2 separate regions of the Homo sapiens genome follow, and region 2 is linked to region 1. Evidence: chromatin loops called from intact Hi-C (ENCODE). Cell type or tissue: IMR-90. All regions are shown on one strand.

Region 1 (8,000 bases):
ATTGTGGAAGACAGTACAGTGACTCCTCAAGGATCTAGAACCATAAATACCATTTGACCCAGCCATCCCATTACTGGCTATATACCCAAGGGATTATAAATCATTTTACTATAAAGACACATGCACACGTATGTTTACTGCAGCACTATTTACAATAGCAAAGACTTGGGACCAACCCAAATGCCCGTCAATGATAGACTGGATAAAGAAATTGTGACATATATACACCATGGAATACTATGTCGCCATAAAAAATGAGTTCATGTCCTTTGCAGGGGCATGGATGAAGCTGGAAACCATCATCCTCAGCAAACTAACACAGCAACAGAAAACCAAATACCACATGTTCTCACTCATAAGTGGGAGTTGAACAATGAGAACAGATGGACACAGGGAAAGGAACATCACACACTGGGGCCTGTTGGGAGATGGGGGAAAAGGGGAGGGAGAGCATTAGGACAAATACCTAATGCATGCGGGGCTTAAAACCTGGATGATGGATTGATAGGTGCAGCAAACCACCGTGGCACATGTATACCAACGTAACAAACCTGCACGTTCAGCATATGTATCCCAGAAGTTAAAGTGAAATCAGTCAATCAATCAATCAATAAGAAAGTTACCCTGAATGCACACCTAAAATCAGTATTTGTCAAAATAGTTGTTCTAAAATAAATACACATTTTAATGCAAAACATGTAGTCTTGAGACTATTCTTCATTTAACAGAATTTGTCCCAAGCATGTCAGGCATGTCAACATCTATGAAGAAAAATTTTTACAATTACAATTTATATGAACTATAGAAAAAAATGAATGAAAGGCATTAACAATTTTATCCAAAATTTAAACATAATCATATCAAATAAAAGTATATTTTTCAAAAAAACTTAAGTGGAATGATATTGGATAAAATATGTGAGTGTATCAAGAATAGTTATTTTGCTTAATGTTTATGTTTAAATAATAAATATAAAAAGTTTTTAAATTTTGATATAGTGTACATGAATATTTATAATTTTTAAACAATTTTTCTAGAAATAATTTCATTTTTAAAATGATTTCTAAATAGTACCACTTTATAGGGACCCACAATATAATGAAATCCTTTTGTGTGTCAATTTATAAACATTTAAAACATTTTTATAGTTTCTATATTTAGCTCCCTTTTCACAATCAAAAGTGTCTCATTTTCAGTGGTAAATAACATACTCTTTCTACTTACATCTTTATTATTATTCCCACTTTACACACGAGACACTTACTTTCTTGCCCAATGTCAAACTAGTCCGTGGCAGGCTAATTGGAGTTTGAACTTCTATTACTGGAACTCAATTTTCATTCATTTTTCCACTCATTATTCATTTATTCAACCAATGAATGTTCAATAGCACATTCATTAATGCCAACTTTGTACAAAATGAGGGAGACACACAGCATAGAAAAAGATGGCAAGGAATACAGTGATTAATTGTTCATGTATAACTGCCCCCTCTAGAAGCCTCATCAGATATGGCAGTGGTCAGAGGTGCCCACTGAGCTGGCCCCGAGCAGCACACTTTAGAGGAGTTAAAGGATAAACGGTAGTAACTTGTGGTGTATCAGCCACTGGAAGAAACACAGCTATTGAACTAAATAAGGCCTATTTGGTGGCCTCCAGTCGTCATCTAGAATATGAATGATACCAGCAAGGAATAATCACTTCCATCCTCATTTTTTATCTGTCAACAGAGTGAGGCATAGGATACTTTTACTCAAAATTTCTGTGGGCAAAGAGAGTAGTGATAACCTAAGAGGTGACTGTGACATTTTGATATCATGAGTGATGTTAATGTATGGTTGGTCTTTGTCCCTGCTTTCTGGCACAGAGCTCCTAAAACCCTTGGAATTTCCCAAGTGGGAGGGGCATCTTTTGTTCACAAGAGGAGACTCTTGGCAGGCCTCTAGATAGCTTCAGAATGGGAGGTGTAACTTTTAGCCCCACTCCTTTAACTCCTGGGGAGGGGAGAGAGGCTGAAAACTGAGTTTACAATCAACCATGCCTACATGATGAAACCCACATAAAAAACTCCTAAAGTACTGGGTCCAGGGAGCTTCCGGGTTGATGAACAAAATCCTTGTGCCAGGGATGGCGGGCTGTGAACCCCAATTCCATGGGGACAGAAGCTACTGTGATTGGGACCATTCTGGACCTCATTCTATATACATTTTCATTGGGCCTTTCATTTGTATTCTTTATAATATCCTTTATTATAAACTAGTAATAGTAAGGTAAAGTGTTTTCCTGAGTTCTGTGAACCATTACAACAAATTATCAAACCCAAGGAAGAGGTCACAGCTGATTTATTGCTGGTTGGTCAGAAATATGGGATGCCCAGGACTTGCAGTTGGCATTTAAGTAGAGGCAGCATTGTAGGACTGAACCCTTAACTGGAGGGGTCTGCACTAATTCTGGGTAATGGGTGTAAGAATTAGTTGAATACCCAGCTGGTGTCAGGAAAGTTGGAGAATTAGTTGGTGTGGGATGAAAACCCCATACATTTGGTGTTAGGAGTGTAGTGAGTAGAAACAGATTATAGTGACCTATTAGAGTTATTTTCATCTCAGAAAACTTGCATGAAGAAGGGGGAGCTTATACAAAAATAAAGAATAACAACATATAACTTCATCATCTACTTCAAGGAACAAAGATGGCATAGAAAAAAGATTTATACCTTTTCTCCCCCACATACATTTTGTAAACCATATAGACTTCTTATGAATTAATGATAGCATAATAATATATATAATTAGCATTTTTTCAATTTTGGGGAATATTGATTATGAGTAGTTAGGGTACTCTAGAAAGCAGATACTTAAAACAATTTTTTCTCAGGACAGGTCTTTGAACTATAATTTTGATGAATAATTTTATTAGGATAGATACAGAAACAAATAATAGTTTTACTGAGGTTTCTGTTGTTCACCCTAGTACTGTAGTATGTACTCCTTTGAAATTTATTTGAATTCACATGAAATTAATTTGAGTGAATTAACTGAAATAAAACTTGTCTTTTACCGTAATAGCCAATAAGAAATATAATATTAACAATAGACCCAGCCGGGTGCAGTGGCTCACACCTGTAATCCCAGCACTTTGGGAGGCTGAGGAGGGCAGATCACCTGAGGTCGGGAGTTTAAGACCAGCCTGGCCAATATGGTGAAACCCCATCTTTACTAAAAATACAAAAATTAGCCGGGCATGGTGATGGGCACCTGTAATCCCAGCTACTCGGGAGGCTGAGGCAAGAGAATTGCTTGAACGTGGAGGCAGAGGTTGCAGTGAGCCGAGATCATGCCATTGCACTCCAGGCTGGGCAACAAGAGCAAAACTTGTGTAGTCAATATTTATTTATGTCTACCCATATATTTACCATTTTACTTGTTCTTTATTCTTTCCGCTATCTCCACGTTTGCCTCTGACATTATTATTATTTTTTAGACTGAGGTATATCTTTTAGTGAAAATGTGCCAGAGATAAAGTTTTTCTGAACTTACATATTTTTGTTTTAAAATGCCTTAACTACAGCTTTGTTTTGGAAGAATGTTCTCACAGGACAGAGTTCTTGCTTAGTGATTTTATTTTTTCAGTACTTTCAGAATACCAATTCATGGTCTTCTGACATATTTATTCATTGAGAAGCCAGTGTAAATTTATTATTAACAAAAAACTACCAGGTTCATGTATCTTTGTCAAAAGTTGTAGATTATGTAGAGAACTCTAAGTTTCCATTGCTGGATGTTTAGTTGCATGAGTGTTTGAGGATTCACACGTATTATCTATCTCTACTCTCTAAATTTCAAACAAAATTTTAAAATTAGAGGTAGTAATCAGATTTATTGGCTTTATTCTTGACAAGGCTGGCTTGGAGAATCTGGCTTAGATGTGGAAATACAATCTGCCTTTTATGGCCCTGTGACCCACCTTATCCTCTATGTCTCATCTAGATTGAGGGCTAACCCACTTGAGGAAGGATTGGTGTCTGCAGAGCACACACACGCTCAGAAAATACCTGCCTCACACAGCAGACCCTGGTAGCTGGATAGAGTGAGATGGCTTTCAGATGGTCTTGTGAAGGCTTGCCTGGGGCAGAGAACCACTTTGCTGTCAGGAAAAAAGAGAGCTCTCAGGGTAGAGCAGAGCAGGCTCATTTCCTTCTCCTAGTCCCATGAGTCAGGTAAGTTACTTCTCTTCTTTTTCTGGGAGAGAGTTAAGACAAGCCATGGATGCTCACTTTCCTTTTCTAAATGATGCACTTCCCTGCTTTATGGGCCAAAATGAGAACACTGAAGAGAGTTGAGAATAGTACTCCCTTCAGTAAGTGTAGTCACCAACCAGCTCCCTCCTAAGAGCTTGGAATCTCAAAAAAAAAAAAAGCATTCTTGAACAGTCTCCAGGAAGAACATTCCCGAGAACAACAGGCCTAAGAGGAATTTCCTTGGGTTCAGAGGTCCTGTGTTACATAGCTCTGTATCACTCATAGTGCTTTCAGCAAAATGGAGTATAAATAAGCAATTGTAAATTTTGTTTTGTTTTTCTTTGTTCAGTATTGCTTAGAGCAACAAGATTTAAATTTAAATCACTATAGATTTGATCACTGTAGAAAAGAATCAGAAATTCACCCTCGTTTCCAATTTCAAATGTAAACGCCACCAGTACAGTAAATGTACCATGAGAAACCTATTGGTGGCACTATGGAATTAGACAACTCTAGAGAAAACTTAGCAATAAATGGATATCCCTCTGAAACCTCAAGAGGTAATTTCCTTTGGTGGGATAATATGTAGATAAAATTGGAAATGAAAGCTATAGTTGAGCTATTTGTAATCAAGACACCTGCACAATTAATTTTAAAGTAACATATTGTTTTGTGGGTAAAATTAAATGTCTTATACAAATGTCTTATACAAGCACTTACACACTCTGGGAACAGATGCCAATGAATACATTTGGTGACTATTCATCAACCTCACAAAGATCACCTTAGCTTACAGAAAACACAGGGACCATTTTAAAAGTAAATTTGTAAAATTACATGAAGAGAAAGACATGCAATTCTGTGACTTTATGTGTCTTTTATTGCAAATACTATTGCTAAGACAAAATACCCACTCACATACACATAAATGAACTTCATGGATGCATGTATGGATAGAATGGATAGACTTCTGTATTGAGGTATAGATGCCTTTGTGAACAAATTTTTGTGCTTTAGCATGTTTTGTTCCTTTGTTTTAACTCTAGCATTCTTACCAAGAAAAATAACACATGTTGAAAATCCAAAGCAATGTAGATAAAGATCACATACCTTTTAGACACTAGCAACATTAGAATACCATGCAAAAAAGATGTTCATCAGGGCAAGGCTAATAAACAGTCCCCTGGAAATATCTTTCACCTCCCGCATAGTCCATTCTTCTAGCTGTAACTCCAACTAGTGCCACAAGACTTGTTTTTTTCTGGCTAAGCCCTGGGCAACATTCACCATCAAAGTACTATTATCTTCTTAATTTTTGCTTAGAAAAGAAAGAAAAACACACTTAGTGTTAAGATTGGATATGTTTTTAATTTTTAGATATCTGTACTATGGACATGAGCAAAATAATATGGAACTACAGTTTTTAAAAATGGCCACACAGAAAACCACCTTAGATGAAATGAATATGTAACCTGCCGTCGATTTAAAAAAATTAAGCTCACTGTCTCATGTTGAAAGGTCACAATCATTAATCTATTTAAAGTTAGCAACGGCCCGTGTGTCATACACGATTGTGGACACCTGACCTTGATACCTGCCATTCCACTGCCTCCCACAAGCTGTAGACAATTTAGTACTCCATCTGACAGTGACTTCTTTGTCATTTCTGGCTATATTCTTCATTTTTCCTCCTCTTGCTCCCACTTTAGAAACTACCATGTCCTTTCTTTCCCTTTTATGCTTTCTTATGAAATTTTATATCCTTTAATATTGTAACTACGTATATCACATAAAAAATAAACAACAAAAATCTTGGAAGGTATTCTACAGAATAAAGACGTCAGTCAGTTTGAAAATATTAGATACTTAATACAGGTAACATCTTAAGATTTAAAGTTTAGACTTATACTATGTTTTTAAAGGGACACTGATCAAGGATCTGAACTAAATTATAATGTAGACACAAAAAGACATCGCTAATGTTTCTGTAACAAAATGTCCACTAACAAAACAAAAGGTATTTTGTCTTAAAATTTGCAATGCTTTATTTTAAACAGTACAATAGCAACAATTATGTACCGTGACACAATTATAAAAAATTATCATCAAAGATAATAAACATTAAGATATTGTTGAAGGGTATTATTAGCTGGATTGTGCCCCTCCTCACACACCAAATTCATATGTTGAAGTATTGGCCCCCAGTACTTTAGAATGTGACTGTGTTACAGGATATTTAGGGTGGAATATCTCTGTGGCAGGTGGAAACGTCTGTGGCAGGTGGTGCCTTTGCCCGAGTTCTTGTCCTGCATCCAGGAAGAATGAGGTATGGAAACAAGCGGAAGGGGAGCAAGATGAAGAGAAGCTTTATTGAGTGTTCTAACAGCTCAGAGGAGACCCGCAGGGGGCAACTCCTGAAGGAGGGGCCTTACCAGGGACCAACCCCCTTCGGCACAGGAATCTTTCTGCCTCCTGCAGCCATTCATGGCCCAAGGGCTGGGCCCCAACCCAGCTTTGAGATCCCAGCGGGTGCCAGGAGAGGAGAGAGACCGGGCAGCGGGATCAGATACCCCGGAGCCTGAAGAGACATGCGGGCCTTCCCAGCCGCCAGGGGGCAGGCAGCAGAGATGCGTGGGTCTGGCCGCTGCAGCTGCACCCAGGGAGCTCCAGCCCCATCAACTCGGAAGGGGCGGGGCTCCTGCTTGTTCCTGGCCCTTGCCTGCTCGTGGAGCGAGAGGGCCAGGTCAGCAGCAGCGGGTTGGGTGGCTGCAACTGCACCAGGGAGGGCAGATCCTGCCTGTTCCCAGCCCCTTCCAAGAGCACAGGAAGGCTCGGATCCACAGCTGCAGTTTTGGCTGATGTAGCCCCGCTACGTATTGCAGGAGGGTGGGGCTCCTGCCTGTTACGTGAAGCAGGGGGCCTGGATCTGCTGCCGAGGTTTGAGGTTTGGGCGGCTGCAGTGGCACCCGGGAAGTTTCTGCCCCAAATCAGAAGGAGTGGGGCTCCCACTGACTCCACAGAGTGTGCAGCCCCAGCCCTCCTCTCTGCTGCAGCCGGGGTAATGGCAGCAGCTGTTGCCATCAACTGCATTTGGAAATAGAACCTTAAAAGAGGTACTTAAGTTAAAATGTGGTTTTAGGGTGGGTTCTAACTCAATACCACTGTGCCCTTATAAAAAGAGGAGATTAGGACACAGTCGACAAAGAGGATGACCATGTGAGGACGCAGCAAAAAGGCGACCACCTGGGAGCCAAGGAGAGAGGCCTCAGAAGAAACAAAACCTGCCAACCCCTTGAACTCAGACTCTCAGCCTCCAAAATTGTGAGAAAATTCTTCTGTTGTTTAAACCATCCAGTCTGTAGCATTTTGCTATGGCAGCCGTAGAAAACTCATACAAAGGGTAACAGCAAGAGTCTATTTGTCAAGGTAAGGTGAAAGTTTGGAAAGGACATAGAGCTTGTTTCTTTCTTATTTTTTTTTTTCCCTTTAGGCATTCAGGGCTTGATAAGGCAAACTTTGCTCTTTAAAATATCAACATGTCTTTCAAGGTTCCCACTGAAAAGGTTATTTCATATTGTTCATTTTTGCCCATAATTTTTACTCACTTCAGAAAATAGGCTTTTTAGGAGCCTAGCATTTGCACTTAACTCTCTGAACAGGACTTAAAGAGTGTAACCAAAAGACAGAAAAAGATTACTCAGTATGGAACAAGCGAAACAAAAAAATAGTTGGGGGAGTAGGGTGGAGGATGAAAAAAATGCAC
Region 2 (8,000 bases), 140 kb after region 1:
AGTGATAGGAAATTGTATTATTATGCCATTAAAATACAATTCGAAAATATGTTCCAGATAAATGCCATATTACTAGTGATCCTGAAAGAAAGATCAGGATGATGGCATTTACATGAGAAAGAAAAGAAAAACATGTAACAGTAAAATGAAGGCTCAGTCTCAGAGATCAGAGGCTTAAAGAAAAAGATACATTAAAATCTGCAAAGGAAAGAGAAGCCTCTTTTCTGCCTAATCTTCCAATATAACACCCAGCTAAGACCACCTTATTGATTGAAACCAACTTCATCAACTCTTCCATTAAAGCTAGACTGGACTTAATGCAGTGAATGAGACTGTCTATATGACAAGTCCATTTCCTCACATAACTGTGTAATGGATAAACCTGAGAAACAGACATAGGTATGGAGTGTCTCTAAGGAATGCTAAGGATCTGAGATTTGAAGAATTTCCATGCACACATGAACCTATGCAGCACATGAACTGATTAGTGCTAAGAGTAACTCAGGACAAATGTTACAAATGTCAACAGTGTGGACACTATTGAGCTTGATCTTAAATAAAGATGCCCAGAATTCCTATCACAAACATTTTTCAGAACATGTACAACATGAAGGGGCTGCTACATGATTACAGAGGTTTTTGGTTTTGACTCTAAGTAACCTCATGTCCCTTCCTTCAGTTTTCTCTGATGGCAGCTCACATAGCAGCATACAATTGCAAAATTTATTATTTCAGAAGTATGACTGGTTTCTTCAAAATTGGCATGAAGTCCCTAGAAGCACAGAATCACAGATACAGTGCAGACCTCAAAGAGCATTTACTACGACTTCTATTTTGGAGAGGACACTGAACTCCAGAGAGGTTAAGTGAATACTAGCTGATGACTAGGCTTCTTTGTCCTAACCTGACATTAGCCTACTAGAGTAGTGAAAAAGATTACCATCACTAGTCAGAAAAATAAAAAAAGATTTTAATGTTCTTCAGCTCCAAAGCTTAATATATAAGGAGGAAATTTCCAGCAGCCCTAATACTTCCCATACTGCCCCCAAATTGCCCCAACTGTCATTCACAAGTGAATAGTCTTATTGTCTCAATCCATCTGTTTGGAGTGTGCTCTGGTTATAGAAGTAAAATACGTTCAAATTCTGCAAGCTAGTTTTAAAAAATGTCCATAATTGTGGTAAATCTGAAGTAATAAATGAAGGAATTTTGACATAATCCAGCTGCCAGCACCATTGTTGCATAAGCATGCTTGATATCTTATTACATTTTTCTAGCTCCAGGAAGAAAAATGCCATCGTATTTCTAGAGTTTGTAGCTATAAAATATGAGAAAATGTTTAATCTGAAGAGCAAAATGAGCTTCACGGATAATAATTATTTCACCCGACGAATTGCTTTCACAAGAACCATAGAGTTTGGCTGAAAGCACATAATTATTAGTTGGAATTCACATAATGATTTGAGTTATAACTGAACTTTCATAACCCTAGATTTGTGTAAATAAAACAAATGGTAATGAAGCCTTTGAAAAAGATAAAAAGGTTTCTAATAAAGAGCTCAGGTCTAGAAAGTGGGTCACCCACTTTTGTGGTGGTCACTATGAATTGAGTTACAGCCATCATCATGTCTATAGTACTGCTTGAACTGACCCCCTCCAGCAATCACTTGCATTCTCAGGGATCCATGGAGTCTTTGGATACGTTTTAGCTACCCCACTTCACTTGCTAATGCTATCATCTTAGATAGGTTGTGATAAAGATGTAAGATGGGGTGAGTCGACAGAAAGATTAGTTGCAGTTGCCTAGGTAAAAATAATTAAAACAACAATATAATAATAACTCGGGTCATCACACATCATGGTTTTCCTGGGAAAATTTTATTTTAAGCCCTATATCCTCTATAGTTTAGCATCTGTCCTAAGCAAACTTCTGGACAGAATTTGATCATAATTACATGGTTGCCCTATTATAATATTTTAGTGTTCATTTGACAATATTTTAGTGTTTATTATGTGTCTGTAAGCATAAAGATGTGTCATCTAATTTAATCCTCTTGACAGCAAAATGAAGTATAAATTATTATGCCCATTTTACAGATAAAGAAACCAAGAAGCATAGACTTTATGTAACTTTACAAACATCACCCAGCTTTTAAGCAATGGACACAGAATTACTGGCTCCAGTTCTTTTATGTCAACTTCTTGACTACTTCACAACAAATTCACATTTCCTAGGTCTGGTAGAGTTATTCATTTAAAGTACATGGAGATAAGTTCCAGAAGCCAAATCCTAAGTTTAATAAATCACCTATTTTTAAGTTAGGTATCAAATAGAATTTTACTGGTGCTTGTAAGAGTTTGGAAAGAGCAGATGGTTCTTTTAGCAAGTTTTGGAATATAAAAACAAGGGCCTATCCCTTACATGCTTAAGAGACAAATTATTTAGAAATGATTGAAATGCAGTTTACAAAGTTAGGAGCTACTTATGGGTCTTCTTGAAGTCAGGCATTGATGCAAGAATTGATAGGCATAATAGATTATGCGTGAATAGGTAGGTGATGGGTTGGGTGGTACATATGTAATTTTTAAAGGTTTATATTAGGGAGGACAATTTAAAACTCCTCAGAGCACACTAGAACCCCAAGCAGTCTCAGTGTAAGCCTAAAACAGTTGGGCAATTTTTGCCTTTTTTAATAGCTGTTGGACAAAATCTCCTAAACCACATAAATCTTCTCAAATAGCAGTTGCTGAAAATTAAATAACATTTTTCATAAACAGTACGTACTGAAATCTGGCAATCTTTTCATTCCAGCCAGATATCCTCATTAACTAGTATTGTATTTCCTTAGGTGTACAATTACCATTCTTCATGAAGAATCACTTAAAATACCTTTGACTTCATTAAGAATTATACTGAAAGCAATGTTATTGGTTCCCATTTCTGTGAAATTTGCTAATCTTTGAAGGTACATGTATAGTAACTGTGTCACTAAGAGTATTGAAATAATTTGAAAATTCCATTCCCCAATCTATTTATTAAAGAACATTCACTGTTTATGTGGGCAAAATGTCTAGTAACATAAAAGATTTTTTGTTTGTTTTGTTTTGGTTTGTTAAAATGGCATATACACGCATAGGTGAATAACTGTTGGAAACCTTAACCTTGAAATAAATGTTGGCAACTTATTGTTCTGCGAAGACTCAATATTAAGGAAAAATGTATGTTTATTTGCACAGTGGATTGCAATACGCACTCTATTATTGAATTTGGTTTGTTTATATCTATAAGAAACAGGCAGGCGGATTACGAGGTCAGGAGATCGAGACCATCCTGGCTGACACAGTGAAACCCCGTCTCTACTAAAAATACAAAAAAAAAAAAAAAAAAAAAAATTGGCCTGGCGTGGTGGCTGGTGCCTGTAGTCCCAGCTTTTCGGGAGGCTGAGGCAGAAGAATGGCATGAACTCGGGAGGCAGAGCTTGCAGCGAGCCGAGATCGTGCCACTGCACTCCAGCCTGGGCAACAGAGCAAGACTCCATCTTAAAAAAAATAAATAAATAAAATAAAAACCAAAAAAACAAAAACAAAACAAAACAAAACAAAAAAGGACAAAAAGGACGAAAAATTACAGCAGGTGAAATGTGCTAAGGAGCCTATTTCTAGGAAGCTAATGATTGTGTTTAAGGCTTCCAATGAGTAGCTGAATTACATTGTCTGTAGAAACCAGTTAGTATTCTTTTTGGTGGGAGACACCAGAGAGTATTCTCTGCTGTATTGCCATGCTGTGTGTACTTGCCAGGGAGGTTGAACTACACTAGACTGTATGAGCTCAGTACTCGGCTGCATAATCACTTTAAAAGTCTCTTGAAAAGCAAACTTTCAAACTCTTTATCTTTTGACTAAAAAGATAATCTCTGGGTAGCTCCAATTAAGTTTGTGTAATATAATCTTTATGCTAAAAAATAATGGTTTTATGACAGTTCTTTTTTTAGTAATTCATAATTTGTAAAATTCCTGTGGGCTTAGCTATTTTAAGAATGACTGCTAAAACTATATATCTAAATTTCAGTTTAAAAGATTTCTTATTTTTATTTCCCAAGAGTAATAATACCAAATGCACACATATATCACCACCACACACATACACATTTACATATATATGTGTATGTATATGTGTGTGGATATATGTATATGTATACACACAGGCAGTTCTCACTTTGCATAGTAGTGTGGGACTGTGAAAATAATCATACAAACTGAAGCTGCAAAAGGATCTTTGTAATCAATGGGAAAAAATACAATTATTCTGTGATCTATAAGAAATTTTTGTCAAAACATTAAAAACCCTCTTAGTGTCAGTTTTAAATATATAAAACATGAAAAACCCTGTAAAACTGGTATTTACCTGATACGTTGTGATTTAAACCATTAGAAACATCAAGATAAAATGTTTCATTTCTTTCTGAAAAACTTATCAAAGGTTGTTTGAACATTGCTTGCTTTATTTTTGTAAAACAGGATAGAGAGCTACTATCTTTCCTAGAGAATTATGCTTCTAACTTTGGATATATGCTTGACATTTTTTGTAAGTGCTTTCAATATTGTGAAATCTCAGAATTCCTTTAATGTGAAGAATTTTGTTGGCCTCACTTCCTCTAGTACGTCATTCCTTTTTTCTTTTTTCTTTTTTTTAGATGAGTCTCACCATAGCTCAGGCTGGAGTGCAGTGGCGCGATCTCGGCTCCTGCCTCCTGGGTTCAAGCACGGCCTCCTGGGTTCAAGCGATTCTCCTGCCTTAGCCTCCCGAGTAGCAGGGACTACAGGCACCCACCACCACGCCCAGCTAATTTTTTATATTTTTAGTAGAGACAAGGTTTCACCGTGTTAGCCAGGATGGTCTCCATCTCCTGACCTCGTGATCTGCCCGCCTCGGCCTCCCAAAGTGCTGGGATTAAAGGCATGAGCCACCGCACCCGGCCAGATGTCATTCTGTTTGTCACAACCAAGCTCTTCATATATATCAGTGAATTCACCTTCACTAAGTTCTCCTGGCTGCAGATCTAGAGTCTATCCAACAGTAGCCATGTAAACATTTCCACATTCAGCTATTTTTTTTATAACTCTATTTATAGATTTCACTTCCAGCCTCATCACTTTTCATTTATTTGCTGCACTTTGATCTTTGTTAGTCAATTCTTTCTTCTGATTATCCATTTTTGTAAAATGTCACATGAGTTTGTCACTGGGAGGCTATCTGTGGGTGAGCTGAGTGATATATGTGCAGTGACCAATCACTGGCAGACGTTGAAAGGAGTGACATGATTGGTCCCTGATCATGATGTGCTTCTGCTATTTACATAGCGATTTGTGGACTGGGAGCAAGCAGTGAGGTTTGTACCTTACGAAATTATACACAGGTAATACACGGTGGTAACTGAAATTTAAACAGTGTTGTTGGTAGATTGAAGTTACTTAACTAAATCCTAGTACCTGAAATTTGTGCCATGTCACAAATGTGAAAAGAAGGGAAATTCTTGATTTTTCCATCGTTATACCTCAAGTTATCCCCGACGTCAAATATTTAAATATAATAAAAATTTGAAGCAAATGAACTGTGGCTGGAAAGCATGTGAATTAACCTGGATTAGGACAAAAATAAAGCACTCAGTGTTCAACAAATGTGGTGGCTAGAAAGGCCAATTAGAAATATATCCTCACCTTGTGTTGCTTGGAGACTACTCAGGCAATTAAAATCCATGCATACATAACTGAGGCACAGCATAAAAAGCTGGCAGAGTGGCATGGTAAAAATACCAAGACTATACAAAATTCATCCTCAGGCCATTTATTTGGTTGCCATTTTTTATTAGAGACCAAAAATATCTTCATTGGAATTGTTCTACATAAGAATTAGTATGAGTGTGATGTGTAAAATAGATTGCAGGTGTTGTGGGAAGATTTGTTAGGAGGCTACATTATTTGCTATTTTAGTATGGCATAGAATTACTCTGGAGAAAGAGTTATTGAGGCAATGACAGTAGTAATGGAGAGAGTGAAAATTACAGAGGTGCAGGAGCTAAGACTTGTCACCTGGAGATGAACAGAGAGAAGAGAATCATTTGGAGACAGCGATTGTTTCAAGCTGTAGTGATTTGCAGAAACCTGAAGATCTGCTGATCTTCACAAGATACCAGTGATGTTTAATGCAGCTCATTTGAACAAAATTAAAACTATTGCTAGGTTTTCTCACTTAGTTCTGCATGCCATCTCTCATTGTTATTCATCTGTATCACTAGTTCCCTTTATAGACTATCATTTAATAAAAAGAACTGGTGACAAACTCTACCTACTCTTCTAAACTTTTTTTCATCTAGTATCTATAACACTTTTTGAGCAACATAAGCTTTTTCCTGTCTCAAAAAGGTAAAGATAATTTTATTTATTGAAAAATATATAGTTCAAGAATAGTAAAAAAAAAATAGACAGGTTTTAATTGTTTTATAGTTGTTTTGTCCATAAGTATTTTAAGTATTTATATGTGTACTTAAATTCCTTTGTTATTTTCATCTTTGTGTGAAGATTCTTTGTAATAGTGGCAACAAATGAAGACTTTTCAATTTTCCCTCATTACAGCTTTCAAAAATCAGGCATGTTGTGCACATTTTTAGTGTTTCTTAGTCTGTTTGTCATCAGTGATCATATGTTTCTAATATTCTGAACCTCACAAATACCATAGTACTTCTTGCATTTGTCTCATAACATGTGCTTCAAACTTTTGTCTGCGAGGGAAAGCTTTTATAAATGCCTAGCAGGTCTGGCATAACTGTTCCAAATCCAGAGAATTTATAACGATATAAGCTGAACCATGGAATAAAAGGATTTAAGAAGGAGAATGAATTCTTGGTAATATTAGAACAATATTGTCAATAGGGGATTATTAATGCTTTTGTTACCACAATCCAGTTTGCCTGACAGCCATAGTATATTCTTTCATGAATCAAGCATTAAAACATTATTCACGGTTACCTTTCTTAGCCAGAATTACTGGTGGTATAACAAACTATAGTAGATTCGGATACATTCATCTGTGGCCTGTAGATGTTTGCAATGTAATATGCCAGAGCAGACAAGGCTTTTCTGCCAATACAAGTAATGAAATAATATTAAAACATGATGTGGGCCATATAGTTCAGCTTATTGCAGGAGTAGAGACATAGGGTTCATTTCTGACTCTGCCTTTCACTCAACTATGTGATCTAGAAAAAATAAGAGAACCACACTAATACTCAGATTTCTAATTTGTAATTGAGATAATTCATTTCAAGTCAGAGTTTTTTTGTCATGAAAATCAAGGAAGGAATATGTCTTATTGCATAAATGTATGAAGCATCATGCAATATAAGACTGTATTATTATCTATAAAACACTACTTTTATATTGGAAAATATATAATGTATAACAGTCTTCATATCTATCAAACTATTGCATATACTGTCATGCACTGCATAACGTTTCAGTCAAAACAGACCACATAAAGGATGGTGGTTACATAGGATTATAAAACTGTATTTCTACTATATCTTTTCCATAATTAGCTGTTTTTAGTTATACAAATATTTATCATTATTTTACAGTTGCCTACATTATTTAGTACAATAGTATACCGTACCAGTTTATGGCCTAGGAGCAATAGGCTACCCTATACAGCTTAAGTGTGTAGTAGGCTATACCATCTAAGTTTGTGTGAGTATACTCCATGGTATTTGCACAGTGATAAAATCACCTAACAACATGTTTCTCAGAATATAACTCCATCATGAAACGATGCATGATTGTACTTTTTGCTAGCCAAGGTAAAATTAGTAGCAGCATCAACAGAGAGAGGAAATAGGGCATCAAAAGAATTTAGGGACTTTCTGTTTCTGGCCTGGCATATAAGGAGCTTGGAGGCTTCTGTCCTAACAAGAAGTAAAAGCCGAACAAACTAAAATTCAACAACT

What was found. A loop is a pair of places that touch in the nucleus more often than their neighbours do. Peaks named below come from ENCODE experiments on the same cell type or tissue, not always from the same donor. Only the 100,000 strongest peaks of a DNase experiment are listed, where the experiment ranks them.
Region 2: a loop joins it to region 1, with 2.6 times the contacts of the local background. A loop is called at or near these places in 2 of 110 quality-filtered maps.

The regions. Positions count from the first base shown.
Region 1 is chr6:112,873,176-112,881,175 of GRCh38, forward strand. LOC105377950 (a long non-coding RNA gene) reads left to right here and starts at 6,942. Exons shown (of 4, transcript XR_942885.3): 1 at 6,942-7,663. RefSeq lists an enhancer at 6,964-7,492. In IMR-90, a CTCF peak has its summit at 4,713; DNase peaks (open chromatin) are centred at 4,436 and 7,996; H3K27ac peaks cover 448 bases.
Region 2 is chr6:113,010,785-113,018,784 of GRCh38, forward strand. It overlaps the pseudogene FCF1P10. Among named protein-coding and RNA genes, the nearest start is that of LINC02518, 420 kb to the right of the region's middle. In IMR-90, no CTCF peak of the experiment used is centred here; DNase peaks (open chromatin) are centred at 1,217 and 4,647; H3K27ac peaks cover 561 bases.